Linked DNA regions of Homo sapiens: regions 1 and 3 are each linked to region 2. Evidence: chromatin loops called from intact Hi-C (ENCODE). Cell type or tissue: heart left ventricle. All regions are shown on one strand. Links, peaks and the distances in the headings refer to the core of each region. The heading gives the core; the rest is flanking DNA.

Region 1 (10,313 bases), core at 2,518-7,517, 170 kb after region 2:
CTTTCTGAGCTGGATTACTACTATTCCTTAAAATGAAGATAAAAGTACTCATTACAAAGGGATGTTGTGAAGATAAAATGAGATAAACTGTGAGCCCATTATGTGGTCTGGCATAAGGAAAATAGTCAAAAATGTTTGTTCCCCTTAAAGCCTTTTGGAAAGCTTATTTAATGTAAAGGTATAAAAAGGCAAAATAAATTAACACTGGCTTAAATATAAAAACGTATAATTTAAACATTGAATAAGCAGCAATTAAAGCACATGTTCACTTGCCACCTCGTCCAGGGCTGGTTTGGAATCATCCCATTCACTCCACGTAATGAGCAATGCGGCTTGACCGCCTGGAAAGCAATTCGGCACCGGGTCCTGTCTCTCTAAATCTCGGAAGAGCTTTCACCTGTTTTCGTCCCAAGTCTTGTCTTTCTTTCTGAGCAAGTACTGAGAGTGTATTGTTCAGCAGCCCCCATTCAAGTGCTGCCAGGAATGAGATCGTGGAGGTGCCCTCTATTGTGAGGTCTTGAAGTAGAACTTGAATGGAGAGAATGTGTTTTCAAAATAATTTAGTTTGAATGCATTTTCACTTTGGTGGGGAGAGGAAGCACAGATGGCTGAATCAGGACATGTGCCAGTTCTTTCCTCACACCAGGCATCCAGTGAATGCAGGCTGTGGGAAAATGAGCTTTAGGGGAAGGAGGAAGTGTAAAAGAACCCAGAAAGTGCTTGCATGATGTGGTCCCTGGTCCACCATTAAAAACAGCTGTGTGGGGGAGTCAAGGGGCTTTGCTAAGAGATTAGGCTGGCTTCGGAAATATTTGCTGCATTGCAGACCCCGAATAATAGAGAAAATTGATCTCTATTAGTGCCTTCAGGAACTGTTCTATTGGAGAGAGTGGCTTGGATGGGAACAACAAGTGGTTGGGAGACCAGATCCCTCCCCCCAGCAAGAAGCTTGCCAGGATGTAGGTTTCCCAGGCTCACCTGCTATCCTCCTCCAGCTCTGCCAAGCCGCCGAGTTCCTGCCTGGATGTCACTCCCTGAAGCTGTCAGGAAAGTTGTTTCACATTTCCTGATCCTCTGATTTGCGGATCCCAAAGCAGCAGCTTCTTTGCTTCCAACTGCTTCATTTACTCCTTCCCAAACACTGCTGCCTGCACTCCAACTGAGTTACTGAAGTTCTTTCAGCTTCCAGGGAGCAGACAGGCTCGGGTTGTCTGAGGTTATGGGAGTTATTGTGGGGATACATGAGCGGGAGGATAGAAGACAGAAAGCCTTTCAGTAGCCAAATAGTCAGCCTCAAGGAACAGAGCAGATGTTTCTCACTCAACGGTAGCGCTCCGTGCCTGGGTTAGTTTGCTAGGGCTGTTTTAACCATGTATCATAAACTGGGGATGTAACAGACATTTATTGTCTCTCAGTTCTGCAGGCTAGAAGTCTGAGATCAAAGTGTCAATGGGGTTGCTTCCTTCTGAGGATTGTGAAAGAGAGAATTTGCTCTGTGGCCCTCCGCTAGCTTCTGGTAGTTTGCTGGCAATTTGGGGGGTTCCTTGGCTTATAGATGCATCACCCCAATCTTTGCCTTCATCTTAACAGGGCGTTCTTCCTGTGAGCACACTGTCTCCAAATTTCCCCTTTTTATAAGGATACCAGTCACACTGACTGTTGGACACTATTATGGGTTGAATTTTGCCACCTCAAAATCCATATGTTGAAGTCCTAAACCCCACTACTTTGCAGTGTGGCCTTATTTGGCTATAGGATCTTCACAAAGGTAATCAAGTTTAAATCCACTTTTATTCTTGTCCCCCGAGACTCAGTCATAGCCCTGAATAAGCATATCCTTCCTCAGTCTCTCTAGGGATTGTAGCTTTCCTGCTACTGAGTGTCTTCTGTTTCCACTCTTCTCTGTGACTTGTGGTTTCTGCTGTTTTATGACCTCCGCATGTTGAGTTTTCTCTGTGTGCCTTTGGCTTCCATATCACTCTCTTGATTTCTGACTCTTGGAAGTATTGAAGCTCCTTGAGAATGTCATTGGTTTAGTCGCTTCCTGTCCAGCATAGAGCATCCTGCCCGGCAAGGCTGTCCTGTCAGGCTACTCCCGAGGCCTGCTGGTTTTTGGCAGGTGGCTTGGCTCAGGCACCAACCTCTTGACCAATCAGCCTTGGCCGTGATAGTGGGTCTCACAGAACACAGTATGGTGACCTTGGCAGAAATCATTTCCCATGGCTGCTTTTCTCAGAAGGAGGCTACGGACATGTGGACGTGCTCAGCTTTCAAAGTGGCTGTGTGACTGGCACTGTGCAAAGCCCTGGAGTTCAGTGGAAAAGCTGTAGTTCCTTCTGTGTACAGTTTTTGCTTAGGTGTGTTTGTTGCTTGGCCCATGTAATGCAGGACTCCCTGGCCTGGGCAGATCTCATTTCATGATTCTCCTCACTTTGAGAAGCTCCTAACAGAGCCATCACGATTTTTTGAGTCTACTGGTGTGTTTAAAAATTTAAAAATGACTAAAGCAGCTTACAGTTATGGCAGTATAAATGTTTACATATAATTGCTTTTAACTCCTTTGGCTATTCATAAAAGAATTACAGTATTTATAAAACTATTACTCATATGCACTTCAGTAAGGGGACACAAGCTTACAGGGTTGTAGGATGACTGTCTTTATTCTGTCTGCCAGAGGATATTGTGACCATATGTGTGTAGGTTTATTTGGGGATACCATCAAATGGCTTAAGTTCAGGACCTTTGTGAATGTGACTCCAAACCAAATGGTGCTTCTATCTACTCCAAATTTGCTCCCCTTTCATTCCTTGAAAGGATTTGAGGCCAGAGGTACAGGCTCTTCAAGGATTTCATTAAACTTATGTGATTCTGTATGTTCTCATTTCAAAACCCAGTTAAATTACATAAGTTAGGTGGCCTACATTCCTTTAAAAACTCCCTTTGACTTGATAGGGATGAGTAAGCAACATTCCGTGCCTAACACTGTGCGAGGGTTCCCCAGAGAACACGAAACTAATCAAGGTGTAGGATGTTGCTTCTACGAAGTTCCCAGTTGGTATAACTCATTGGTCATAATCACCTTGTGTTGTGTGAGCTTTTTTTGTTTTTTCTCAGCTGTGGGTTGTAGGCATTTGAGTGGTACTGCCCACAGCCTGCACCTTGCTGGCCCTCCTCCATGTGTACTGATTCTAGAATTCCTCCTCGACTTGTGGCTTTTATGGTTTCCACGTGCCTTTCAATAATGCCGGCTGTTTTCCCCTCCTGCTGCTCTGCTGGTGTTGCCTAAGGTGCATGTGGCCTCCGCGAACCGTGAAGGCTTTTAAAGAAACTTTTACTTTCATAATGTACTTTTTAGTGTTTTCAATTTCACAGGCCCATTGCTGTTTGGGAAGCAAATGATTTATGAGGAGTTTCCAGAGAATTGATTTCTTGAGATCTGGGTGATCCTTGGCAACGGGATAGGGTTTTTCTGCCTAGTTACTGCAGGGTAAAAACAGAAGAAAACAAATTGAAAGGCCTGACTTGAGAGAAGTTTTATTTATCTGGCTTTGACAGATCAAATAAAATCAGTGAAATTTAGTTATTTTATTTTTGGATTCTTGGAATTCACCCAGATACTCCTGATTGAAGAAAAGGATGTTTTTTGTTTGTTTTTGGAACAGTCACTTTTCTGTATCAGAGAAAATTTGAAGCTGAAAAGCTTTATCTGTCCTTTGTCATCTTTGTGTTATTTAAAGGATTGGATTTTTTTTCTATTTTTTAAAAAATGAGTTATTACTGCAAATTCTAGAAATTTAGGATGGGCAATTTATTTTATTTTTTAAAAAGTTTATAATTGACATAACTGTACATATTTATGGGGTACAACATGTTTCAATAGTTGTATACATTGTGAACTGATTAAATCAGAGTAATTAGCATATCTATCACCTCAAACATTATGTCTTTGAGATGAGAACACTCATAAACCCCTCTTCTAGCTTTTTTATTTTTAAGACAAAGTCTCACTCTGTCACCCAGGCTGGAGTGCAGTGGGGCAATCTCGGCTCACTGCAACCTCTGCCTCCTGGGTTCCAGAGATTCTCATGCCTCAGCCTCCTGAGTAGCTAGGATTACAGGCGTCTGCCACCATGCTGGGCTAATTTTTGTGTTTTTAGTAGAGACGGGGTTTCACCATGTTGGCCAGGCTGGTCTCAAACTCCTGACCTCAGGTGATCCACCTGCCTTGGCCCCCCAAAGTGGGATTACAGCTTCTAGCTATTTTAAAATATACAATATGGCATTGTTTAGTCATCCTGCTTTGCAGTAGACCACCAGAATGCATTCCTCCTAACTCACTGTAGTCTCTCATCATCTCCTCACTCACCACTCTCCATCCTTTGGTAACCACTATTCTACTCTCTACTTCTATGAGAACAATGTTTTAGATTCCACATATGAGTGAGATCATGAGATATTTGTCTTTCTGTGGCTAGTTATTTCACTTAATGTAATGTCCTCCAGGTTCATCCATGTTGCCACAAATGACAGGATTTTATTCTTTTTTATGGCTGAATGGTATTTCATTGTGTATATGCACACTATATTTTCTTTATCGATTCAGGTATTGATAGATATTTAAGTTGATTCCATATTTTGGCAATTGTGAATAGTGCTGCAATGAACATGGGAATGTACATATCTCTTCTACATACTGATTTCATTTCCTTTGGATATACACCCAGCAGTGGGATTGCTAGATCATATGTTAGTTTTATTTTTAGCTTTTTGAGGAACCACCATACTGGTTTCCGTAATGGCTGTGCTAATTTGCATTCTCACCAGCAGTGTGTAAGGGTTCCCATTTCTCCACATCTTTGTCAACACTTATCTTTTGATTTTTTGATAGTAGCCACTCTGACTGGAGTGAGGTGATGTCTCACTGCAGTTTTGATTTGCATTTCCCTGATGAGTGATGTTGGGCACCTGTTCATATAGCACCCGGTGCCTTATTTTGTACATTTGGTGAGGTCTTGGTTCCCTGAATATTATTATTGATACTTGTGGGCATGTGACAAGTCTGTGTGTCGAAAGACTAGGTATTTATTCCAGTCTTCAAAGACTGACGTTGTCCCCGTCCTTCCAGAGCCTCTAAGCCTTCTGTTACCGTCTCTGAACCTCTTTCACTGCTGCTGTTTCAGCACTAGATGGCACCCTAAGCCCACGTTTGCCACAAGTCCGTGGTTTGTGTGTTGCCACATTTTCAGCACTAGAGGGCGCGCTGAGCCCAGGTGTGCCTGTGACCTTGTTTCCGAGGGACCTAAAAAGCTTCGGTGAGTTTCCGCCTTAGGCTGGGGCAGGTCCAGATGCTCCATTCCGGCGCTGCAGAGTTCTGCCTAGCTCTGGGCTTCACTTTGGTGGGTCCAGCACTGGGCTCCAAGGCAACGTCTTGAGGCTACTTCTCTCTCCTTTCCCTAAGCAGACGCTGCCTCTCTTTGTGCCCGGCGGCCTGGGGTTGGGGGAGGGATGGGACGGCAGCGCCGTGGCCACCACAGCTGACCGACGCTGGGCCACACCCGGAGTCCGCAGCTTCCGAGACCAGCCCAGCACAGGGCTACTCCCCAGGCTCACGCGGCTGTGGCCTGCCTGCCACCGAGGCAGCTGGCGCCGAGGCGGCCCAGAGCACGAGGCCGCCACACCGGGCCGCGGGTCCCCCAAGCGACTCCGTCCGCAGGCTCCAGCCTGGGGTTATCTGGTTCTGCCACACGGAGGAAACCAGCCAATGTCGGATTTCACAGTGGCTCGTGGGGGCCAGTGCTGAGTTCCAAGACAAAGTCCTGCACTGAGCGCTTTCCCCTTCCCCAGCGGACGGAGTCGCTCTCTGCACTGTGCTGCCCAGCTTTGGGGGCGGGATGGTGGAGGCAGCAACGTGGCCACCAAGGCTGACCTTAAGGGGGATCGCACCCACAGTGCACGGCTGGGGCCGGCATATCCCCGGCCTGCCTGCCTCTAGTTCACGTGTGGCCGAAGCCCCTGGAGACGCCCTCAGCCGTGCAGGCCGGACATGAGCCCATCCCACCAGGACCAAGGCCTGGCACCCGGGAGGGTCCAGACGATCCATCTGCGGGCCCTGGCCTGGGATGGGGACCTGGAGTTCTGCCCGGTACCAGGCTCCACGTCAAAATCCTGCACTCACTCCACTCTCCCTCCTTGAAGCAAGCAATGCCTCTCTCCAAGCTTCCAGGCTTGGAATTAGGGGAAGGGTGAAGCAGGCAGTGAGACTCTGTCCTTCCTAGCCTCTTCAATGTGTCTTTTCTTATTATTGTGCTAAAACCAGGCACTGAGAGCTCTTACCTGATTTCCTTAGCTCTTGTGAAGGTACCTTCCCACATGGGTACGTGTTCAAAAGGATGTTTCTATGGGAAATGATCACTGGAGTATTCTTTTTGGCCACCTTGCTCCACCCCCAATTTTTGAAGACTCTTGGACTATTACAGCCAAAAGGGAGCTTCAAAATCACTTTCTTTGGTTTCTAGCTTTTTCCTTATGAGAGATAGCCATTGCTACCCAGAACTCTGTGATTGGAAAGCTTTAAGTCTATCAAAAAATCGTTGGACAAATTAACCAAATGCATGCAGAGTTGCTGATCTAACTTGTTACCAAGAAGAATAGCTTAACAGAAAGAAACTTTTTCTAGTGGGCTTGTAAGGGTTGATGACAAAAAAAACTAGAAAGTTTTAAATTATTATTTAATGAATTACTTTCAAAATTCAGAAAATATCAACGACCCCTATACCTCCAGCATCCCCAGTTTTATGAACCACTAATAGAGTTTGTTCAACCATTATAGGGGATAAAATTGAGGTCTCAGAAATACTAAATAATGTTAGCAAATGTCACGTAGCGCTTTTCTTTTCAAAATCAATTGGAGTGATGTCATTAATATGCAGTAATTATAGCTCTTGTAGCCTTTCAGTTGGGGTGTAGCCCAGAGTTTGCACGATTTATATTGAACTGTCAAAAAAAGTAAGCCTGAGTCTTTCTCTCAGTCTCTCTCTCTCCCCCACCACGCCCTCCCACCCTTTTTCTCACCTCTTATCTCTTATATTCTATCATTTTAATGCCATTGTATGTATTTATATTTTAGCTTCATATTGACATCCTCCCAGTGACAGAGGAGTACAGGAAATGATGCAGGTGCAAGGTGCTTACAGTCCAGAGGAAAGGGTGTGAAGCAAGAATGAGAAAGCCTGAGGGAACCATGCAGATATCCTGTGAGTCTTTCTCTGGGGCTGTGTGGCCTAACATCCCCAGGTTTCTTGGGCCTCTGCTTCATCCCTTTCTCCCTGCAGACTCTCTCCCCTTGCTTCCAGTGCAGTGAAAAAGGTGGTTGTCCTTCAGGTCAGGTGCTCTACACAGAATGATCAGAGCTTTGGTATCAACTCCTTATTCATAAGAGAGAAAATCTGATTTGCCTTCTTGGGTCAGGTGGCGGGATGTGTTCCTGGGAAAGTCTCAGAGGAGGGGAATTGTGGATCCTTCTTCCTTCCAAGGTGTCTGTGTCATGGGTTTAGTGCTCTACAGTTCACAGAGTGCTTTTCCAGACATTAAGTACTCTGATTTTCACTACAAGCTTGAGAGTGGATTTTACTAGTGCACTCGTTGTACACAGGAGGAAACTGAGGGTTACAGGGATTAGAGAGTGTACTAGTTTTTTAGGGCTGCAGTAACAAAGTGTTATAAACAGAGTAGCTTAAAACAAAAGAAATTTATTGTCTGTCAGTTCCAGAAGTCCTAAATCAAAGTATCAATAGAATAGGTTCCTTTTAAGGTCCCTGAGGGCAAATCTGTTCCAGGCCCCTCTCCTTCTGGTGGTGGCTGGCCATCCTTGGCATTCCCTGGTTTGTAGCTGCGTCACCCCAATCTTGCCTCTGTCTTTATTTGGTGTTCTTCCTTCCTGTGTCTCTGTCCAGATTTCCCTCATCTTATAAGGATACTAGTCATATTGTATTAAGGGCCCGCCTTAGCCTAGTAAGACTTCGTAACTTAACTAACTACATTTACAAAGATCTCATTTCCAAATAATGTTTTCACATTCTGAAGAACTATGAGTGAGAACTTTAACCTGTCTTTCTGGGGGAACACAATTCAGTACATAATGGATAGTTTGCTCAAACTTTGGACTCAAACTCAGAACTCCTGAGTTTTCAATGGGAATCATTCTTTCCCTGGTTGATTGGGCAATATTAAAGCAGAAAACTACCATGGCTAATTAGCTGTCTACTATTTGTTGTTGAATCAAGCACTTATTCAAAATAAACAAAGCCACTGGCTACTTCATCACTTACATACTTAATCTTATACGATGTGAGGGCAGGAGTTTGGAAAGAAACAATTTTTGGTCAAACAGATAGTTCTATCTTTGATTAAGAAAAATAAAATGTTAAAAGTGTAAAAGTAAATCTTTATATGAGGATTGATACAATAAATATATTGGATGGTATTGCTGAATGGTTTCTATAAAGTGCCTTGATAATTTACTTTGAGCTTATTACAGTTTTCCTTGGCCCACCTGTAGGCTTAACACTGGATGCTTAAAAAGAAAACAAATCCAAAAGTATTTTTCCTTCTTCGGTGGCTAGCTATCCTGAGGGGAGGAAACTATGTCCTCATGCCTGCAGCTAACCATTGGAAATTACTTAAAACCCTTCACCAAACCTTTCACTTAGGTATTGATAACACCCATCAGATGGCCAAATCATTATTTACTGGACGAGGCCTTTTCAAAACTGTCAAGCAGATAGTCAGGGCCTGTGAAGTGTGCCAAAGAAATAATCCCCTGCACTGCAGGCTATACATTTAAATCCCTGTATCTTTAACCTCCTTGTTAAGTTTGTCTCTTCCAGAATCAAAGTTGTAAAACTACAAATTGTTCTTCAAATGAAGCCCCAGATGCAGTCCATGACTAAGATCCACCGCGGACCCCTGGACAGGCCTGCTAGCCCATGTTCCGATGCTAGTGACATCGAAGGCACCCCTCCCGAGGAAATCTCAACTGCACGACCCCTACTATGCGCCAGTTCAGCAGGAAACAGTTAGAGTGGTTGTCGGCCAACCTTCCCAACAGCACTTGGGTTTTCCTGTCGAGAGGGGGAACTGAGAGACATGACTAGCTGGATTTCCTAGGCCGACTAAGAATCCCTAAGCCTAGCTGGGGAGGTGACCGCATCCACCTTTAAACACGGGGCTTGCAACTTAGCTCACACCCAACCAATCAGGTAGTAAAGAGAGTTCACTAAAATGCTGATTAGGCAAAAACAGAAGGTAAATAAATAGCCAATCATCTATCACCTGAGAGCACAGGGCGGGGGACAATGATCGGGATATAAATCCAGGCATTCGAGCAGGCAACGGCAACCCCCTTTGGGTCCCCTCCCATTTTATGGAAGCTCTGTTTTCACTCTATTAAATCTTGCAACTGCAAAAAAAAAAAAAAAAAAACCAGATCCAGATTCATTTTATGAGGCCAGAAAACAAAACAAATCCTCTAATTATTAGCACAGGTCAAAAGGAAAAAATGGAAGTGGCACTAGTTGCTGAGTTCTCTCTTCTTCTGCAGTAGGTCCCAGAATAGAAATTATTATTTTTCTATGATGGGCCAGGGCTAGAGTGACCATATAATTTATCATCCAAACTGGGAGGCCTTAGAAAATCAAAGAGGTGATTAAAAATCATTAAAATTATGTTCTCCAAAATTATTTGCTGACCATCAAATTGTTTTATTTTGTTGGTGAATTTATATAACCAATCCATTCAATAGCTATTTAAAAAATCTATTAAAAAATAAATAACATATCTATGAATTGTAAAGCAAAATAAAAACTTAATATTCAAATATCTGAATATTTAAAAACAATACAAGCAGTATAATTCTTCCTGGTATATATTCATATATGTTGATCAGATTCTTAGCTATGTTTTCTCTAGTACTGTGTCACTGGAATTTTTCTGAAGAATTTTTTTAAATATAGTCTTATTCTTAAGACTATTTTAAACAAATTGCCTTTCATCTTCTTTAAAGTTGTGTCTTATGGTAATAAGTTGGCAATTGTTGCTTTTTTCAATTGCTCTTCTTGGTAGAGTATAATATTTTCCATCAATAAAATAAAATGATTTCTCTACAGATGCTAAGGTGCTTGGTAAAACAATAGCAAATGCAACTAAATGGTGTACACTTTCACTGCTTTTTTGGTATTTAAATGTGTAGGAAGTTTAGCCTAAATATTTTTAATTTTACAGGTACTTTTGCTAGTATTTTACTGAGAATTTTCACA
Region 2 (10,313 bases), core at 2,896-7,895:
GCCAAGCCTTTCCTCCTGGCTATAGGTCCCTTGGCAAATTGCTTTCTTAGTAGAGAAAAATGAGAGGCATTTCTTCAGAATTGACTGGAAGCTGCTGAGAAAGCTCTTCCTTGCCTCTTAGTTTTTGAAAGGCGTTTGAAACAGTGGCAAGGGTCTAGCGATTGGAATATTGAAATCTAATCAAGGAAGGAGCTGCTGCATTTCTCAGTATCCTGGAGCTGGGGCCTGGCAGTAATGATGGTGGGTGGTAAAGAGCTCCCTAGACAGACTTCCCTGCTTTGCAGAAACAGCCTCTCCCCCAGGCTGTAACACCTGTGGGTTCTTACCTTTCTCAACAGGGGCATGTCTGTTCATTTTCCATAGGGTAGCTAATGCTAATATGAAACAATTTTTTTTGTTGTTGTTTTGCATTTATCCACCAGGTGCCACTATGTGCCAAGAGCTTTAGAAATCTCATTCAATCCTCTCAAGTAGGTTCTAGTATTTTTCCCTTATTTAAACAAAGGAAATACTTGGCCAAAGTCACTATGGCTGCATTTTGATTCTAGAGCTTAGGTTCTTAATCACACTGCTATAGTACCTCAAGGACAATGCCTCAAAACACTCAAACCTCTGGAAAAGGATCTCTGATGGGTCAGGGATCAGTAAAATGTCTCTCAGGAGACTGGCCTAGAACATGAGACGATGAGGTGTCCAGGGGCTCAGGTTTTCTGAAAGGAGCATGAAGGCACCCTGGAGAGGGTAAAAGAGTTCAGAAGAGAACTGAGGTGTGTGTGAGCCAAGGATGGGATGACTGTTCTTCCCAGAGCTGCCAGCGGCCAGCCCCACCTGTGATTTGGGACTGGACTATTAACCAATAAATGGCCTCAGATTTTTAGTTTGATAGTCAGTGACTTTCTTGGAAACCAGTCAGCCAAATGACCTGTTCAAAGCAGTCAGCAAGTGCACATTTGATCTGGAAATGGGATTGGCAGTCATTGGCGTATTGTGTCTCTGGGTGGGGGCAGCTTTGGTTTCTGACTGTCAGAGAAAGATTCCACCTGACACATGAACCAGCAGGGCTTGGGGTAGGCTTGGTGCAGATGTCTCTATGGTGAACTTCTTACAGGGAGTCACCAGGAGGAATGTTCAGGTTCTTTTTTGGAAATGCAGTTAGTGGCATTGAAGTCACTTTTCTTGCCCTTTCCCCAGTTTGCCTTTAGCATGACTAAAAACATTTAAAGATGACCATTTGTTGATTATGTGCTTGCTATGTGTCTGGCCCTATAATGAGCCATTTATGTGCACTATCCCATCCACCTCTTACATAACCCTATGAGGTAAATTTTATTATCTCCATTCTAGAGGTGAGAAAACTGAGACTTAGTGTGGTCAAGTAACTTACTCAAAGACACACAGGAAGTAAGTGGCAGAACCCTGGTCTCTTTATTCTGAGACCTTCCTCTTACCTACTTTGTTAGGCAGAATCTTCTTTCTCTGCCTAAAATCAGGCTCATTGGCAAAGGCAGAAGCAGAGATGTACAATGATTACTGGAACTCACAAGTCACAGGCTCCTCCGTGCCTCCCCAGAGCAGACAAGATTCAGTCTGAAAGGAAGTCAGTGAGATGTAAAGGAAGGTCTTGGAAACATAGAACTGTCAGACCTGAGGAATAACGTTTCTGCTCCCTGGCTGTGGCTGTGGGAGACACATATGCAAGCCAGGAGGCAGGCCCTGCACTTCTTGAATGAAATTCTGAGGTTGAGTTTGGTTGCCTGCTTCTAGTCTTTTGTCTGGCTATGTGGCTATTATTAACTCTATTAGTACCGCAGTCAACTGGCTGTATTTAACAGTAACATTAATACTGATGGGCACCTTGATGGCAGCCGAGGATTACAGTTGACGGGGCAGCTCTATCCTGGTGATCAAATGGGATGCTTGATGTTGCAGCCACATTTGCCTCCCCTACCTCGAATACTCGAGTGCTTTTACTATATTATCAACATCCATCCTAAAAATGCTGTCAATAGCTAGCTATTTTCCCTTTCCCTCAAGGATCCTGAAATGCTTTGCACATGTTCTTCCTACTGAAAGATAGAAGCCTGGTGTTACAGTTTATCCCCATTTACAAGATGGATATCCTTAAAAGCAAATTGGAAGCTGAGCTGTGTCTCTGCACAATGGCTTCCTTTCATATACCGTGTTTCTCTCCAGAGATATAAGAATATACAGAAATACAAACCTTATTTATGAAAACATAGAGGAAAACATTTGAACGTTCACTTTTATCAGCACTGCATTTTCTTACTTAGCATTAATCCTTTGGCTCATTTTTATTCTTTAATAGAAACACATATCCATGTTAACAAAGAAAGAAAATTAAAACCTTGTCAATCAAAAATTATTTGATTATGTTAATGGTTTTATTTAATGTCTTTTTCTGCCTCTTAGTGTGATTTCTCTTCTCCATATACTTTTAAGAAAAAATTATGTTTCTTCAGCATATCAACTAACATTTATTAAGCTCTTCCTATGCATATGGCACTATTCAAGGCTCTGTATGGGACATAGGTTTGTGTGCCTTTTTCTTCCATAAAAGAGCTTACAATTTAGCTGGGAAGAAACCTGTCTATCCACATTTATGTCAATATAGAGTTACTGCCTCTATTGTTAGTTATGACAAATAAGAGGCACAGATATGTCTTCTAGGACTTCATAGGAAGGAGATGTCGCTGTGAGTGGGCTGTTCAGAGATGAGTTCTGGGAAGTAGTGATCATTCATTCATCCATTCCACAAATACTTGTTGTGCCGGCCACTTGGCAGCTTGCTGGGGCTACGATGATGGATCAGAAAAGCTCCTTGAGAAACTCATGATAGCAGGGAAACAGATGAATAAATAGCTGATTATAATCTAGGCCACGATGACTGGAAAAGGCTGAGCAGTTTGTGCAAAGTTTGGCCTAGGGGGAGATAATGGAGGCAAGTGGGGCTAAAACCCAGTCTCCATCCCCTCTTCCAGGGCAGACATGAGAACTACAGGGACTTTTGTCACAGAGGGGGAGCCTCTTTGCAAATCCTGCCAAGGCATCGTATATATCAGTGGCTGCCCCGAGTGTGATTAATTTTTTTTCTATTTAAAAATTTACATACAATAAAATTCATTTTTTTAAGTGTATAGTTCTGTGAGTTTTGGTAAATGCATAGAGTCATATAACTATCACACATCATGATATAGAATAGTTCCATTGTTCCTCTAAAAAAATTTCCTCTACCTCTTTGTGGTTAAGCCTGCCCTCTTCCCCAGTGCCTGGAAACCACCAATCTGTTCTCCAGTTCTATAGTTGTCTTTTCCAGAATGTCATATAAATGGAGCCATACAGAGTATATAGCCTTTTGGGTCTGCCCTCTTACATAGCATAGTGTATTTGCGATTCATCCATGTTGTTGCATGTATTGATTATTTGTTTCTTTTTATTGATGAGTAGTTTTCCATTGAATGGATGTGCCACAGTTTGTTTATCCATTCCCAGCTTGAGGGATATTCTGGTTGTTTCCAGTTTTTGGTGATGTAGCTGCTATAAACATTTACATATTATTTTCTGTGTGAACACAGGTTTTCATTTCATTTGGGTAATTATCCAGGAGCGAGGTTGCTGGGTTGTATGGTAAGTGTATATTTAGTTTCATAAGAAGCTACTTAGAGATAAAATAAATCTAAGATGAAACAACTTCCACTCTTTTATAGTAGTTATGCCAGTTTGCATTCCTACCAGCAATGTATGAGAATTCCAGTTGCTCTGTATCCTTGTCAGCACTTGATATTCTTCTTTTTTAATTTAGCCATTCTATTAGTGATGTAATAGTATCATTGTGGTTTCAATTTGTTTTTCACTAATGACTAGTTATATTGAATGTATTTCACAGGCTTATTTGCCATCTATATATCTTCCGGGTAATGTACCTGTTGAAATCTTTCCCCATTAAAAAAAACTAGATTTGCTTGATGTGGTTGAGTTTTGAGAATTATTCTTTTTTTTTATTTTCCCAGACAGGGTCTCACTCTGTCTCCCAGGCTGGAGTGTAGTGGCACCATCATAGCTCACTGCAGCTTGAACTCCTGGGTTCAAACCATCCTCCTTCTTCATGAGAATTCTTTATATATTCTCAATACAAATCCTTTGTCAGATGTGAAATTTACAATTATTTTCTCCCAGTTTGTCCTTTCTAGCTATGTCTTTCTCAGAGCAAAAACTTAAAAATTTAATAAACCCAACTTACCAATTTTTAAATTTTTCTTTTCTTTCTTTCTTTTTTTTTTGAGATGGAATCTCGCTCTGTTGCCCAGGCTGGAGTGCAGTGACATGATCTCGGCTCACTGCAACCTCTGCCTCCTGGGTTCAAGCAATTCTCCTGCCTCAGCCTCCCGAGTAGCTGGGATTACAGGCATGTGCCACCACGCCCAGCTAATTTTGGTATTTTTAGTAGAGACAGGGTTTCGCCATGTTGGCCACACTGGTCTCAGACTCCTGGCCTCAAGTGATCTGCCCACCTTGGCCTCCCAAAGTGCTGGGATTATAGGCGTAAGCAAGTAATTTTTAAATTTTATTGATTGCAATTTTGTTGTTATATCTAAGAACTGTGTCTAACTCAAAGTTACAAAGATTTTTCTTCGAGAAATTTTACAATTTTAGGTTTATATTTAGGTCTGTTATCCATTTTGAGTTAATTTTTGTATATGGTACAAGATGTGGATTGAAGCACTTTTTTTTGTACATATGGATATCCAACTGTTCCAGCATTATTTGTTGAAAAGACTCTCTTCATTAAACTGCTTTTGCTTTTTTTAAAAAATCAATTGGTCATGTTTATGTGGGTCTCTTTCTGGGTTTTCTATTTTGTTCCATTGATCTAAGTGTCTCCCCTTTCTCCATTGTGAGTGTGGTAGATCTTAAGTCAGGAAGAGACACCGAGTGAGAGGGGAGCATTTGGGAGAGGACATGGGAAGGCGAGGAAGGGCTGGAGACTTTCCAGGCAACATAACCTTTAAGCCGAGATCTGTGTTGGGTAAGAGTGAGAGGAAAGAGGATGGGCAGGTATCATAGGTCACTTAAGCCTTAGGAACGTTCTGGGCAAACGCTGGAGGGCAAGAGGGAAGTGGGTGGGGGCAACGGTATGGTTCACAGTGTGGTTGGAGCAGAGTATAAGAGTCAGGTTGGAGGCCGGGCGCGGTGGCTCACGCCTGTAATCCCAGCACTTTGGGAGGCCGAGGCGGGCGGATCACGAGGTTAGGAAATCGAGACTATCCTGGCTGACAAGGTGAAACCCCGTCTCTACTAAAAAATACAAAAAATTAGCTGGGCGTGGTGAAGGACGCCTCTAGTCCCAGCTACTCGGGAGGCCGAGGCAGGAGAATGGCGTGAACCCGGGAGGCGGAGCTTGCAGTGAGCCGAGATTGCGCCACTGCACTCCAGCCTGGACTACAGAGTGAGACTCCGTCTCAAAAAACAAACAAACAAACAAAAAAAGAAAAAACAAAAAAGAGTCAGGTTGGAGACGACTCAAGTCAGGGTCAGGTCAAGAGAGGTGTCGATTTGATCCCAAGGGTAGAGTGGATGTATTCATTTCAGAGGAGGGCGTTTAAGCAGGTCAGCAGGATGAGTGAAAACACCACATTCAGAAGTTCTCTGCTGTCATTCGATCAGTGCATCTTCCCTAGCTCTAAAAGAGGGAGTCTGGCTTCTCAAAAACAGCAGACCCCAGGCCCAGCTGCCCAACCATTTCCCGGAGGGAGCAGCCCTCTCAGCCCAGGAGTTGGAACCTGCTCTTCATTTTTCCCTCTTGCCTTGGCTGTGTAGCAAGGCCTTGGTGAATCGCAGTGCACTGCCTGGCGTGGAGCAGCAGATGGCAGCAAAACCAAGGCTCTTGGAGCAGAAGCAGCACAGTTCACGGCCTTCAATCCAGAGCAGCTTTAATATTGCAGCAATTTGGATGTCTGCATAAAAGCAGACTTGTTTTTTTTTCTCTCCACTTCTGGCTCCTGGAAATAATATTCTCTTAACCTTTTGGAATTAAACCAGCCAAATAGAGTGTAACATGTTTCTTAATCATTTGGGCCACCTTCTCCTTTCTGAATGGATGTTGGTTTCAGTGGGAATGTTTTCTGTGGTTGTGGATCATTGAGAAGATGGTGCTGATTTGCTCTGGTAAGCTGAAGGAACAACCAGGCACGTGGCATGAAGTGAAATAAGGACAAATGCAAGAGACATCCTGGAGACAGGCAACTGAGGACAAAGAAAGTCTGTGGGGAAAGGGTGGTGAACCAGGTGCCCACCTGCCAGCATTATTGCTGAGGCACATCTCAGCCAGGTAAGCCTCTTCCTCAGAAAATTCTCCTCTCCCACTGATCCCACTTCCAGAATTTCTTTGTGGACCAGGATGAAGATTTTCAGACTTCAAGTGTTACTTTCTTGGGGAGCTGGAGCACTCCCTCCCTCCCCTGGTACCCTACTAGACCAGGTGACACACTCACTCAGTTCAGTGCAACTTGCCTTCATGGTACTTTTCACAGTGTGTAATTATATGACTGTGGGACAATACAATTGGTGTCTCTATCCTCTACTAGACGGTAAACCCCATGAAGGCAGGAATCGTTTTTGCTTTGCCTATTTCTGTATCCGATAGGTCTGGCATAGTTGCTGGCATAACTATGACACAATTATCTGTTGAGTAATTCCATGATTATATAAGCAGAAGAGGATATATAATAGAGAGGCAGAGAGCCAGATTGATCTGGGTGGAAATCTGGTGTTATTCTTATTAGTCTGTTTTCATGCTGCTGATAAAGACATACCCAAAACTGGGAACAAAAAGAGGTTTAATTGGACTTACAGTTCCACATGGCTGGGGAGGCCTCAGAATCATAGTGGGAGACAAAAAGCACTTCTTACATGGTGGTGGCAAGGGAAAATGAGGAAGAAGCAAAAGCGGAAACCCATGATAAACCCATCAGATCTTGTGAGATTTATTCACTATCATGGGAAAGATCAGCCTCCATGATTCAATTACCTCCCTCTGGGTCCCTCCCACAACACGTGGGAATTCTGGGAGATACAATTCAAGTTGAGATTTGGGTGGGGACACAGCCAAACCATATCACTGTTACTCATCCACTGCATGTACTGGGTATGTTGCTCCAAATTTCAGTTTTCTCATCTGTAAAATAGAAACAATGGTACCTATCTTGCAGGCTGGTTATGAGTATACAATGAAATTATCTGTGTTAAGTATTTAGCCCAGTACTTGAAAGTAAGTGCCTGTACATGATAGTTACTTTAATTTTTACGATAGAGCCTTCATATGCAATTTGCCCAAGGAAACAGCATTGGTCTGATTTCAAAAGGAGATGAACTGACTAACGTGAGAGCTTGTTTCATACAGTTTTGAATGGAGAGAGGAAGAGAGAGTTGTTGGAGGTATGGTGTTGCTGCTGTTGCTGCTGAAATGAGTGACTTGAAAGTCCCAAAAGTGTTAAGATGTTCTGCACTAAGGTGTGTGGGAAAAGACTGCTCCAAGTCACAATAAATAATAAGCTGACTAGGTGAGGCCATATCCTCGTTTAAAAAAAGAAATACAGTGGGATTGTTGACATGGGTGTCAAGAATGTAAGGCTGAGCAAAGCAATTAGACATTGAAATTCCACCAAGACAGTGTTAAAAGAATTGTGTTCAGTTCTGCACTCCACACTGGAAGAGTAGTGAGATTAAAGGAAGCCGCCACAGAGAAGGGTGAGTACTGATGTTCCCTTCCCAAAAAATGCTTTCAAGCTGTTACATGCATGCTTTATATTACTTAAAAAAGCAGAGCTTTTGAAAGTGCTTTTAAATATTTGGGAAATTTATTCATAATAGCCAAAAAGTAGAAACAAGCCAAATGTCCATCACTTGATGAATGGATAAACAAAGATTGTTATATCCGTATAATGGTATACCATTCAGGCATTAAAAAAATGAAGTTATAATACGTGCTATAACATTGATGGACCTTGAAAACATTATGCAAAGTGAAATAAGCCAGACACAAGTATTGTGTGATTCCACTTATATGAGGTACCTACAGTAGTCACATTAGTAGAGAGAAAAAGTAGAATGGTGGTTGCCTAAGGCTGAGGGAAGGATAGGGTGGGGAATAGTGTTTGACTACTAATGGGTACAAGTTTTATTTTGGGGTGATGGAAATGTTGTAAAGTGAGATTGTGGTGATTTTACAAGTCCATGAACATACAGGAAACCACTGAAGTGTAATTTAAATGAATAAATTTTATGATATGTGAATTATATCTCAATAAAGATGTTAAAAATATTAGGGAGCGATCAGAGATTCATAACCCAGGCTGCATATTACAATATTTGGAGAGGCTAAAAAAATATCACTTCCCAGGATCCCACTGCAACCACTGAGATCTGAATATCTGAGGGGTGAGGCATAGCCCTGGGCATTTGTGAAGCCAGGATTGAGAGACTCTGCACCGGTTGATTGAGGGATTAGATTTTAACTTTTCTGCCCCTTAAGAACTCACTGAATAGGCACATGATTTTGTTGTTTTAATGATATAAGGCTGCATGTTCAAAATAATTTTCCTTAGCTTTTCTTGGAGGCAGAACAGTGGCTGAACTGTATGGTCTTACTAGGAACTTTCCCATTTTAGGATTTTATAATTACATTTATCTTTTGCAAATGTCATTAAAAGATACAAATATTTGTTCTGAGTAATGCCTGATGCTTTAGTGCAACCAGAAACATTCTATTCGTTTATTTTTCTTATTTTTTCCCACTGGCTTTCTTAAGGTATAACTGACAAATAAAATAATGTGTATTTAAGATATACAATACGATGATTTGATATACATTTATATAATAAAATGATTACCATGTTCAAACTAATTACTACATTCATCACCTCACAGTTACCATTTTTTTGGTGGTGATAACACTTAAGATCTACTCTCAGCAAATTGCAAGTATACAATACAGTCATATTGACTGTAGTCACAGTGTTGTACATTAGATTCCCAGAACTTCATCTTATAAATGAAAGTTTGTACACTTTGACCAACATCTCTTCATTCTGCCCTCTGCACCATGCTTCCCTGCACTACTGGCAGTCACCATTCTGTCTTTTTTTAAAAATTTTTATTTTAGATTTGGGGGTACATGTGAAGGTTTGTTACGTAGGTAAATATGTGTCATGGGGGTTTGTTGTACATATTATTTCATCACCTGGGTACTAAGCCCAGTACCCAATAGTTACTTTTCCGCTCCTCTCCCTCCTCCCACCTTCCCCCCTCAAGTAGAACCCAGTGTCTGTTGTTTCCTTCTTTGTATTCATAAATTCTTATCATTTAGCTCCCACTTATAAGTGAGAACATGTGGTATTTGGTTTTCTGTTCCTGTATCACTTTGCTAAGGGTAATAGCCTCCAGCTCCATTCATGTTCCCACAAAATACACAATCTCATTCCTTTTTATGCTGTATTCCATGGTGTATATGTACCACATTTTCTTTATCCGATCTGTCATTTTTGGTCATTTAGGTTGATTCCACATCTTTGTTATTGTGAACGGTGCTGCAATGAACATTCACGTGCATGTATCTTTATGGTAGAGTGATTTATATTCACCTGGTATATACAAACTAATGGGATTGCTGGGTTGAATATTTCTGCTTTTAGCTCTTTGAGGAACCTTCATATTGCTTTCCACAATGGTTGAACTAATTTACACTCCCACCCACAGTGTATAAGTGTTCCCTTTTCTCTGCAACCTCAGCAGCATCTGTTATTTTCTGACTTTTTAGTAATAGCTGTTCTGACTGGTGTGAGATGGTATATCATTGTGGTTTTGATTTGCATTTCTATAATGATCAATCACCATTATATTCTTTGCTTCTATGACTTTAGCTTTTTCAGATTCCACATATAAGTGAGACAATGCAGTATCTTTCTGTACCTGGCTTATTTCACATAGCATAATGTCATCCAGTTTCATCCATGTTGTCACAAATGACAGGATTTCTTGTTTTTTTTATGACTCTGAAGTATTTCATTGTGCATGTACTACATTTCATATATCTGTTCATCTGTTGACAGATATTTAAGTTGATTCCATATCTTGGTGATTGTGAATAAAGCTGCAATGAACATGGAGGTGCAGATATCTCTCTGACATATTGATTTCATTTCTTTTGGATATACAGTTACGCACCACTTAATGATGTTTCAGTCAACTATAGACTATAAACATGGTGGTGGTCCCTTAAGATCTTAATATCATATTTT
Region 3 (10,313 bases), core at 3,473-8,472, 100 kb after region 2:
TAGATTTGTTGAAAATGAAATGATAGAAAAAGATACCATGCAAGTACTAGATAGCTAGGGTGACCAACCATCCATTTTGTTCAGGACTGAGGGATTCTCCAGACGTGAGATTTTCATTGCTTAAAGCAGGATATTCTTTGGTGAACCAGGATGCTAGTCACTCTAAAGATAATGAAGATGGTATGGATAAATTAATATCAGACAAATCAGACTTGAAGACAAGAATTACTACTGGCTATAAAAAGAAACATGTCCCAATAGTAAAAAGGTCAATTTATTTGGAAGAGATAAACTTCTTAAAAGTTTATGCACTTAGCTGACCTTCAAAATACATGAGGCAAAAACTGACCAAACTAAGGCAATAAGTAGACATATTACAATCATAGTAGGGGATTTTAATATCTCTTTCTCATCCATTATTAAAGCAAGTAGCTAACAAACAAGAGTATAGAAGGCGTAAGTTGATCTAATTGAGATTTGGAAATACTATCCTCAAGAATAGCTGAACGTAATTTCTCAAGTACATATGGAATGTTGATGAAGATACGACTAAGCTGAACAAAAAAAAAGTATTAAAAATTTCAAAGGATTGGAAACTTAAAATTGGCCCTGGTGGAATTAAATTAGAAATCAATGGCAATTAAGGTATCTTGAAAATCTTCATATTTGGAAATTAAGCAAAACACACTTTTACATAAACAATTGGTCAAAGAGAAAATGACAAGAAAAATGAGAAAATATCTTGAACTAAGTAAAACACAGCAAATAAAAATTTGTGGGATACAGCTAAAGTAGTGCTTAAGGGAATATTGTAGCTTTATTTTATTAAAAAGCAAGAGAAATGTAAAAGTCAGTAATTTAAGTTTCCATACAATAGAAAAAACTAGATGAGCATGTTAAATCCAAAGCAAGTAGCAATAAGGAAAGAATAGAAGAAAATACACAATAGAGAAAATGACAAAGCTAAAAGTTGTGTGTTTTTTATTTTCCAAACAAAATAAAACTGGTAATCTCTAGCAAGACTGATCTTCCTATTTGGAATGACAAGAGGGAACTCAAATTACTAATATCAGGCATAAAAATGGGGAGCATCATGATATATCTTCCAGAAATTTAAGGATAGTAAAGGACTACAGAAATCTTCCCAGGAAGAGAACTGCAAATCCACATAGGTTTCCTGGTGAATTCTGTCAAACGCATAAGGACGCTATTGTATCTTACCAGTGTTAGATGAATTTTTTCAGAAAATAGCACAGAGACAACTTTTCCTAAGTCAATCTAGAGTCCAGTAAGTGCTAATACCAAAATCTAACAATAAAAGAAAATTACAGATTAATATCCCTCATGGGCATAGCCATAAAAATCTTTAACAAGATTTTAGCAAATAAAATCCATCAAAATGTGTGATGTAATATAACCAAGTGGAGTTTGTGTCTGGAATTCAAAGTTGATTTAACATTTAAAAATTAATCAGTGTAATTCACCATATTAAGAGAATAAGGGAGAAAAGCCAAATATCTCCACAGCTGTGAAAAAAAATGGACAAAATTTAACACCCCTTTCAAAAAAATCTCTCAGAAAAGTAGGAACTGGTGGGAATTTCCTTAATGTGATAAAGAGCTTCCACAAAAACCCTAACTATGCTGCATAGTGAATACTTTCCCCTTAAGATAGGGAACGGGAAAAGGATATTCATTTTCTCCACTTGTGTTCAACATTTTTCTGGAGGTCCTTGTAAATGTAGAAGTTAGGGAAAAGGAATAAAAGGCATACCAATTAAAAAGGAGGGAGTAAAACTGTCATTACTTATAGGAAACGTGTATGTAAAAAAATCCTAAGGAATCCACAAAGAAACTATCAGAAGTGGAAAGTGAACTTAGCAAGTTCCCAATATATAAGGTCAATACGTAAAAAGCTATTGTATTTTCTTTTCTTTTCTTTTCTTTTTGGAGACAAGAGTCTTGCTCTGTCGCCCAGGCTGGAGTACAGTGGCGCGATCTCGGCTCTCTGCAAGCTCCGCCTCCCAGGTTCACGCCATTCTCCTGCCTCAGCCTCCCGAGTAGCTGGGACTACAGGTGCCCGCCACCACACCCGGCTAATTTTTTGTATTTTTCTATCTATGTCCTTTACGTGTCAGCTGATGAAACTCTGGGATCTGGCCTTTGCAGGGTGGCCAAGAGAAGCGCACTTGACTCCAGGCACTCGCGAGGTTCCTAGAGAAGGTGGCATCCCCATCTCTGACCCTAGCTCTGAAGCATGGGGTGGAGGTGTGGGGATAAACTGGTGTCGTCTGTGGTGGCAACTCGAAAGGAACAGTCAAGTCTAGGGTAGTTGCGCCTGTGCTGCTTGGGGTCCCTGCCCCACCGTAGCACATACTCTGCTGCAATCCTGGAACCCTAGGCGTTCTAGATGCCGCACGAGATCCAAAGTCCCTTGTCTCCTGCCCTTCCCCCTCTTACTGGACCCTCCTTGCATGCAAGCCACCTCCATTCAGTCAGGAAATGGGGTGCTCTCGCGCTCTGGCTTTGAGCATGTTCTGCCTCTCAGTGACTCCGGGAAAAGGACCAGAGGACACACGGGAACTGATTTCCCAAGCTGCCGCCCCGTACCAGGCGCTGAGGGGTTCGCAGGCCCTGTGGGTCCGGGCCTCCGCAGTGGCAGTCCTCAACAGTCCCCAACAGCGTGGGACCCACCTGAGCCCAAACTCCTGCCTCAGAGGCAGGAGGTCCCGAAGCGCTCGACAGGACGCCGGGTGGGCGGCTAAGATTGCCCTCTGGCGCCCTTCGCTGGTGCGCCCTTTCTTTGCCACGTGCTCCAGTGACTGTCGCCAGCACCGCGTGGGATAGCGCCGCCTGCGAGCAGAGTCGATAGCTAGGCGATCTCTGCGCCTAGCAACTACAACAGAGCTCAAACGGCTCCTCACAGGCAACTCACTGGCAGCTTCGCCCACTGGTCCCTGCGCCGCCCTTCCCCCGCCCCCGCCACTCCGCCTGGCCAGATCGCTCGGTTCCCTGCAGCTCTCCTGGGCCCTGTTCGCGGGTTGTTCTATGAGCATTGCGAGCTTTTGCCTCTGTGCAGCAGCAGGCTCAGCCCTCCGTTCTGAGCAGTGTCTGGGGGGGACACTCTGTGTTCCAATGGGCCACTTCGAAGAATCAGGCCACCCGGGAACAATAAACATCCCTCTTCCTGGGAGCAAAGAGACCATCCTCCGTTTGCCACCTTAGCCGCTAGTCGTCCCTTGAGGCTGGTGCCATCAATCACTGGGTAGATCCTTGTCCAAAGGAGACTGAGTGAAGGGCCCTAGGAGAGGACAGGAAAGAAACAGCGAAGGAAGAGGACACCAACTAGTGAGCAACGGTGGCAGGATCAGAGAAGAGGCCCCGTGGCAGCAGGGGTGAATCATCAGCATACAGTGGCAGTAGGAGCACTAAGCCATCAGCATCTAGGCCTATGGAGGCCACTGGACTGTTGTCTTTTTTCCGGTGCAGTCGAGGGTCTCTGTCTTGAGACCTCCAATCTGGGCTCCCAGAAGACGGCTTGAGTAAAGACAGCCCAGACGTCTTCAAAGAGCTCATCCTGCTCCCCCCTGCTCAAGAGGCTGACAGAGACAGTGCTTGATGAAGGCCGTCGGAGAGCTCTCCACTCACTGATGTTGGAGGAGACTAGCAGGGAAAAAAGCTTCCAGACACCATTTAGATGCTTGTCAAGGAGAAATTCTTCACCCACATCTGCCAGCTGTAGGCCTCGTTGATGGAAAATTTCAATGTTGCTGCTGCCGCCACTGCTACTGTTGTGGGATGGAGGTGAGCTGCCTTCCTCCCCTCCTCAGCTTCCTTGTCTAGTCATTAGAGAAGACCTAAGCTTAGAGAAGAAAGCTGAGTGTCAATGGCTCAATAACATATCGGAAGTTAAGACTGAAGCCACCATGGACTGCAGTGTCACTCAGCCTGTGGGTTCTATTGCTCTGCCTGCTGTAGGGAATGAAAACATCCTGCCCCTGGTCACTTTCACCTTGTGGGTCTTGCGTGTTAAAACATTCCCAGTTGCAAACTTAGCTGACCAGTCTGCCAGGGCCCCAGTCCTGTCTGCCCTTCTATCTTCTCACACTCCAGAGACTGACTGTAGAATGAGATGCACATTCCTCTCCTGATTCTCCATTTGCTGTTTGTGCTGACTGTCTTTCTCCTTTTAGGTTCAAGCTCATTTTGGGGGTTCCACTTAGTAATAAGAACAGAGGACCTGCATTCCCATCCCTCAGTCATAGCTGGAGTGTCTTCTACTACTGTCCTCCTCACACCTGCCAGCACCTTGATTTTCTCCTAGCTTGCCTCCTGCAGAATAGAGTCACCTATGGACTCTCCAGTGGATTCATGGATACCCTCCCCCAGTCACCTCCGCCAGTACTCAGCCTTCTCCCACCAGCCTATCACTGCTTCTGCAGTCATGTCCTCCATTGCAACCAGCACGTCTGCACGGTTGAACTCTTAGCTACTTTGAACTTTGATGTCACTGGCATGGACATCACTCCCCCTTCTCAAGCTTTCTTCCTGAGTTCTCCTTCAGGCTCCAGAGAGAACATCTTCCCATTTTCCATGGAGCTCCCTGGTTCTGAGAACATGTCACCCAGGAGCAGCATTACCTCAGCCTGTTCCCACCAGTTTGTCTGCACAGTTGGTCAGTGGCCCAAATGCAACTTTCAAAGTTATTGTGGCCCAAGAGCCACTGTTTAGCCCACATTTGAGCCCCTTCTGGGCTGAAGCTTGCAGCTACCAGCTTTGGTAACTTATTGACATCAGACAGCCCCAGTAAGAGCTTCAGACTTAACCTCCACTGCAGCCCAGCCACTCACTGACAGCATCAATAAGCTTCGTGGGTTTTACATCCTTATTTTCCCTTTGGCATCCCTTTCAGCACCCAGCTGCCCTTTGGATGCACCTCAGACATTTTGCCTGTTGGTACAGCCACTACTTCTAGCTTTAGAGCCCCCACCAGAATGCTAGCCCTGGGGCTAGTAGTTCACTGCTTGCCAAGACTACTGCAGGCCCATTTGTGTTTATGGAATCTGCAGCCCCAGTGGGGAGCAGCAGCTTTAGGGTGAGTGTGGCTGCCCTAGGCCCAAGATCCATGTCTAGACCACTCAGCTTTGGTGAGGAACCAAGGGGGTCACCCAGTTCCAGAACTCATTTTGAGAGAGGCTTAAATCTGAGCACAATGGTCCTGATGGCTCACAGCATCCTTGTTGCAAATGTAGACCCCACTTTATTTTTTATTTATTTTTTATTTTTTGAGACAGAGTCTCGCTCTGTTGCCCAGGCTGGAGTGCAGTGGCGTGAACTTGGCTCACTGTGCAACCTCTGCCTCCTGGATTCAAGCAATTCTCCTACCTCAGCCTCTGCAGTAGCTGGTACTACAGGCACACGCTGCCACGCCTGGCTAATTTTTTGTATTTTTAGTAGAGACAGGGTTTCACCGTGTTGTCCAGGCTGCAGACCGCACTTTTATGGAGAGCCAATTGATCTTGGGAGACAGTTTTCTTCCTGTCTGTAGTCAGAGCACTGGTCTCCTGGTTGAGAGCATATCTGTTACTACTGGAGGAGTCAGCCCCAATGAGAAGAAATTACACTTTTTGTGTGTGTGGTCATATCACATGGACCCACCGTGCCAGAGCACATCTGGTACAGTTGGAGTGGCCAGAACCACACCTGTGCTTGAGGGTCCTTTTCTGTCTGCTTCTACCTTTCTTCAGAGCACCTGGGGCCCACTTGGCCACAGCATATTTGTTGTAGTCACTGGGGCCAGCACTATTTCCGTGCTTGGAGATACCTCTACTCATATTTACAGTCATAGCGCCTGGGACACACCTGACCAGAGCATCCGTAGCAGCACAGGGCCAGCCCCATATCTGTGCTTAGGCCCACGCATTTCCATTTACAGTGAGACCACGTGGCCCCCTGCTGGATAAAGTTCAGATGGCACAGTGAGAGGAGCCAGCCACACTGTGTTGGGAGACTCTTTTGTGCATATGGTCAGTGTAACTGAGGCCCACTTATTCAGAGCAATCCTGTTACTACTGGATGAGCCAGCACTACTGAGAGAAGAAATAGGTGTTCCCAGGCTCCAGAGTGAGGCTGCCTCCCATTTGTCCAGGCACATTTCAGTATGGAGCGCATATCTCCTGCAAAGGCCCCAGCCTCCACCAGCCCACTTGCATTTATGATCAGCAGCCCCACCACAACTTTCAATCTTCCCTTGGGCTGAGAGCCATCACTCATCCACATTTGGGATCTCTAGTGGGCAGTGGCAGGAGCCACTCTCCCCAGTGCCTCTGCTTTTTCTGGCCTACCTATCACTGCCTCTGTAGTTGCCTCTATGCCTGTAGTCAGCACCTCAGCAGAGTCCACATCCAATCCTACCTCTGACTCTGATGAAATTGATATGGATACTAAGCTCCTTCCCCAGGCTGTCATCTCTGGTCTCCCTGGTCTCCAGCGAATACTTCCCATTTTCCACGGAGCTCTCTGGTTCAGATAATATGCTACTCAGAGGCAGCATTGGCACAGTTGGTTAGTGGCCCTAATGCAACTTGCAAAATCATTTTGACCCCCTGTGTATATTTCAGGTCCCTGATGGGCTGCAGCCTGGAGCTACCAGCTTTGTTGGCTCTTTCCCTTTTGGAAACCAGGAAGCCTCAGCACAAGCTCCTGATTTAACCTCTGCCACATCCTAACCACCAGATGGCAGCACAACTCAATCAGCTTCATGGATTTGACGTCTCCATTTTCTACCTTTGACATCCCTGTCATCACCCAGCTGGCTTGTGGTTGCACCTCAGGCATTTTCTTAGTTGGTACAGCTACTAATTCTGGCTTTAGAGTCTGCACCAGGACTTGGGGGCAATAGTTCACTGTTTGCCAACCCTACTGCAGACCCATTTGTGTTTATGGAATCTGTGGCCTCTATGGGTTGCAGTAGCTTTAGGATGAGTGTGGCTGCCTTAGTCCAAGATCCATATCTAGACCACTCAGCTTTGGTGCAGGACTGAGCAGACACTGGTTTCCTGAGCTGAGACACCTAGACCTGAGTACCAGGTTCTTGCTGGCCTAGAGCAATCTGGTCCATCTCTACAAAGAGCAAATCTGGGAGATACTTTCTTTCATGTCTATAATCAGAGCCAGCTGGGTGAATGCACATCTGTTACTATTGGAGGAGTCAGTCCCATGGAGAAGAATCAAGGTCCAGGCAACAGTTTTGTTCCTTCTTGTGGTCAGATTAGCTGAGACCCGTCATGCCAGAGCATATCTCTTACAGTCACAGGGGCCAGCACTACACCTGTGTTGGGCTTTTCTTTTCCCAACTTCCGTCAGAGCTCCTAGGGTCCCCCTGGCCAGAGCACACTTGTTGCAGTGGGAGAGATCAGCACCCCTCTCATGCTTGGAGATACTTTCCTTCATGCCTACAATCAGAGCACCTGAGGCGTGCCTGATCAGAGTTCATCTTTAGGAATAGCAGCAGCTAGTGCATACCTGTGCTTGCAGGTCCTTATGTTCTCACATACAATCAGAGCACCTGGAGCCCATGTGGTTAAAGTCCAGATGGTACAATGGGAAGGGACATCATGGAACTTGTTTTTGGAAATGCCTCTCTTCCTACTATCATTCTGAGCTCCTGGGGTACTCATTACACATAACACTTCTGTTACAGTCAGAGGGGACAAGGCTGTACATGATTCAGGAGACATTTCTGCTTTGGTCTGAGTCAGAATACCTGGTCACCTAGCCATGGTACCCCATTTGACTTTTGAGGAGACAGCACTACTGAGAAAATACCTGTGCTTGGAGACACTTTTGCTCCTACCTTTGGTTAGAATACTTCCAATTCTGATGTGATCACTGCAAACATCAGCCTTGCCTTTGGGACACTTTCATTAGCAGCAGGGATTGTGGCAAATGGAAATGTGGTGCCATCCACCCTTTGCCTTCTCCTAGTGCAATTAAGAAACACAAGCTTTCTTTGAAAATGGCAGGCTGCAGTGACCACTGTCCCCCGTGAATAGCCATCACTCTGATGGAAAGAGGCTCAGTTTTATGGAGTTATGTCAAACAAATTTAACCCTCTGTCTGTCTTCTAACAGCAAGCTGCAGGACCAGCACCTTGGGGTGGTATATATGTCTGTCAGAGGGTGTGGGGCAAATGAGGCTGGTCAGAAGTTCACATACTTGACTTGAAAATTTCCACTGTAGAGAGTAGAAGAGGGCTCTGCACACATCATCGACTAAGCCATACCTGGCTTTGCCTAAATAGCCTGGCAATCTGAAGCCCTGGGCCAGTTTTCCTCTTGTCTTGTAACTAGCAGTTTACCCTCTGCTCCTACAGCTGCCCCATTCTCTTTAATCATTTGTCTCAGTGGGCCCTTATCTTTCTTTCCCAGATTATATAGATAGATAAACAGATGGATGGGGAGATAGATAGATAAAGCCTTGTTCTTCCTAATTCATGTGTCTTTGCTCTTTGACTCAATGTTGGAGGAAGAATTAACTTGCATGAATGGTGATATATTGAGCCAGACTTAACTGTGCAGTTTTCTGTGGCCAGTGAATAGAAGTGGAAGTGCCCATACTTTATGAGTTTACATGCTGTTGTTTGAAGTTGGCATTTTTGAATATAAGCAATGGCAACCCAGGAGGACATGAGGTCCAGAGGATGGAGAGACCGGCGTCTTGCTCTTGCCTCCTCCCTCCTGGCTACTCTCCCATCACTCTGACCTCCCTGCAGGCAAGATCATCCCTGAGGCATATTTGGAAATCACACTTTACAATTTTCATCATTTAACAATGTTTGTGTGTGTGTGTGTGTGTGTGTGTGTGTGTGTGTGTGTGTATTTGACAAAAAAATGTAGACTTAGGGCAACGTCTGAGTTCATTCGGGCTTCTATAACAAAATACCAGAGACTGGCTAATTTTAAACCACAGGAATTTATTTCTCACAGTTACGGAGACTGGGAAGTTCAAGATCAAGGTGCTGGTAGGTTCTGTGTCTGGTGGAGACCCACTCCTCAGAGATGGTGCCACCTAGGTGTCCTCACATGGCAGAAAGAACAGAAAGGCAAAAGAAAAGTAAACACTGTGTCCTCAGGTGGCAGAAGAGTGAAAGAGCAAGGTCTTTTATAAGAGCTCTAATCCCATTCATAAGAACCTAACCTATAATCACCTCCTAAAGGTCCCACCTCTTAATGCCATCACATTGGTGATTGCTCTTTAACATACGAATTTTGGGGGATACATTCAGACTACAGCTGCCAGTTATCTCCACACATTCATACTCAGAAAGGATGGGCCTGGCATCTGGGCTCATGGCCTGGAAGAACAAAGAAAGGAAGAGCTTCCACCTGCTCTGTAATGATTGAAAATGTTAATATAACACATATTACAGTTGTATCATGCTGCTTAAAAAAATCAGGAAATATCCTTTCTTCAGGGAAGTATCTAGACAGGATCTATTTAGAAAAATAACCAGTCTGGCTCTAATGCTACTAAAATGCCAAATCTTAAGAATTATAATTTCACTTAAATCTGGCTGACCTTACAGACCTGCTGTGTCTCCATTAGACTTAGTTGCTGATGGTGCAATCTTCTCTAAGTCATGTCATAACAGGAGAACCTACATAAGATGAGAAGACAGAAAAGTACAAGCATTTCCCTCAGCTCCATACATTTGATTTTATTTCACATTTATTCATTATGACTCTACAGTAGACTCTGCGCTAGGCCCTAGAGATATAAAGTTGAAAGATGTCTCTTTTCCAGATGAATTTACAACGTGTTAGGGAGGACAGAGGAATAGACCAAAAATACAAGTGGAAAGGTCAGTATTAGGGCAGTGGGAGTGACTAACAACATAAAACTAAGTCTCGGGTAGAAGAAACTTGAGTTGTGTCTTAAGGAAGAGGAAGCAGCCAGGTGGAAAAGGGCTATTTCCAGGTTAAGGAGACAGTATGTAAAAGTCCGGGAGAGATATGAGATCTTGAGCCAGTGTGATATGATTTGGATGTTTGTCCCTAACATGGTTTGGCTGTGTCCCCATTCAAATATCAACTTGAATTATATCTCCCAGAATTCCCATGTGTTGTGGGAAGGACCTAGGAAAAGTAATTGAATCATGGGGGCCGGTCTTTCCCATGCTATTTTCATGATAGTGAATAAGTCTCATGAGATCTGATGGGTTTATCAGGGGTTTCTGCTTTTGCTTCTTCCTCATTTTCTCTTACCATCGTCATGTAAGAAGTGCCTTTCGCTTCCTGTCATGATTCTGAGGCC

Evidence for each region. A loop is a pair of places that touch in the nucleus more often than their neighbours do. Peaks named below come from ENCODE experiments on the same cell type or tissue, not always from the same donor. Only the 100,000 strongest peaks of a DNase experiment are listed, where the experiment ranks them.
Region 1: a loop joins it to region 2, with 12 times the contacts of the local background. A loop is called at or near these places in 14 of 110 quality-filtered maps.
Region 3: it touches region 2 in a loop (9-fold over the local background); 58 of 110 quality-filtered maps call a loop at or near these places.

The regions. Positions count from the first base shown.
Region 1 is chr10:64,036,155-64,046,467 of GRCh38, forward strand. The region is part of intron 2 of LOC124902439 (a long non-coding RNA gene); the gene reads left to right. It overlaps LOC105378333 (a long non-coding RNA gene), which reads right to left and starts at 1,150. Exons shown (of 3, transcript XR_946014.3): 1 at 979-1,150. RefSeq lists enhancers at 4,968-5,017, 5,028-5,117, 5,198-5,277, 5,298-5,377, 5,561-6,061 and 1 more. In heart left ventricle, for the core only: CTCF peaks have their summits at 5,207 (motif pointing right) and 5,423; DNase peaks (open chromatin) are centred at 5,307 and 6,017; H3K4me3 peaks cover 699 bases.
Region 2 is chr10:63,866,631-63,876,943 of GRCh38, forward strand. It overlaps LOC101928859 (a long non-coding RNA gene), which reads right to left. Exons shown (of 4, transcript XR_246119.4): 2 at 1,449-1,587. LOC124902439 (a long non-coding RNA gene) reads left to right here and starts at 5,959. Exons shown (of 6, transcript XR_007062161.1): 1 at 5,959-6,346. In heart left ventricle, for the core only: a CTCF peak has its summit at 5,886 (motif pointing right); a DNase peak (open chromatin) is centred at 5,871.
Region 3 is chr10:63,970,779-63,981,091 of GRCh38, forward strand. The region is part of intron 1 of LOC124902439 (a long non-coding RNA gene); the gene reads left to right. It also overlaps the pseudogene LOC100420828. Among named protein-coding and RNA genes, the nearest start is that of REEP3, 450 kb to the left of the region's middle. RefSeq lists a silencer at 5,865-6,034. In heart left ventricle, for the core only: CTCF peaks have their summits at 5,959 (motif pointing left) and 6,728 (motif pointing right); no DNase peak of the experiment used is centred there.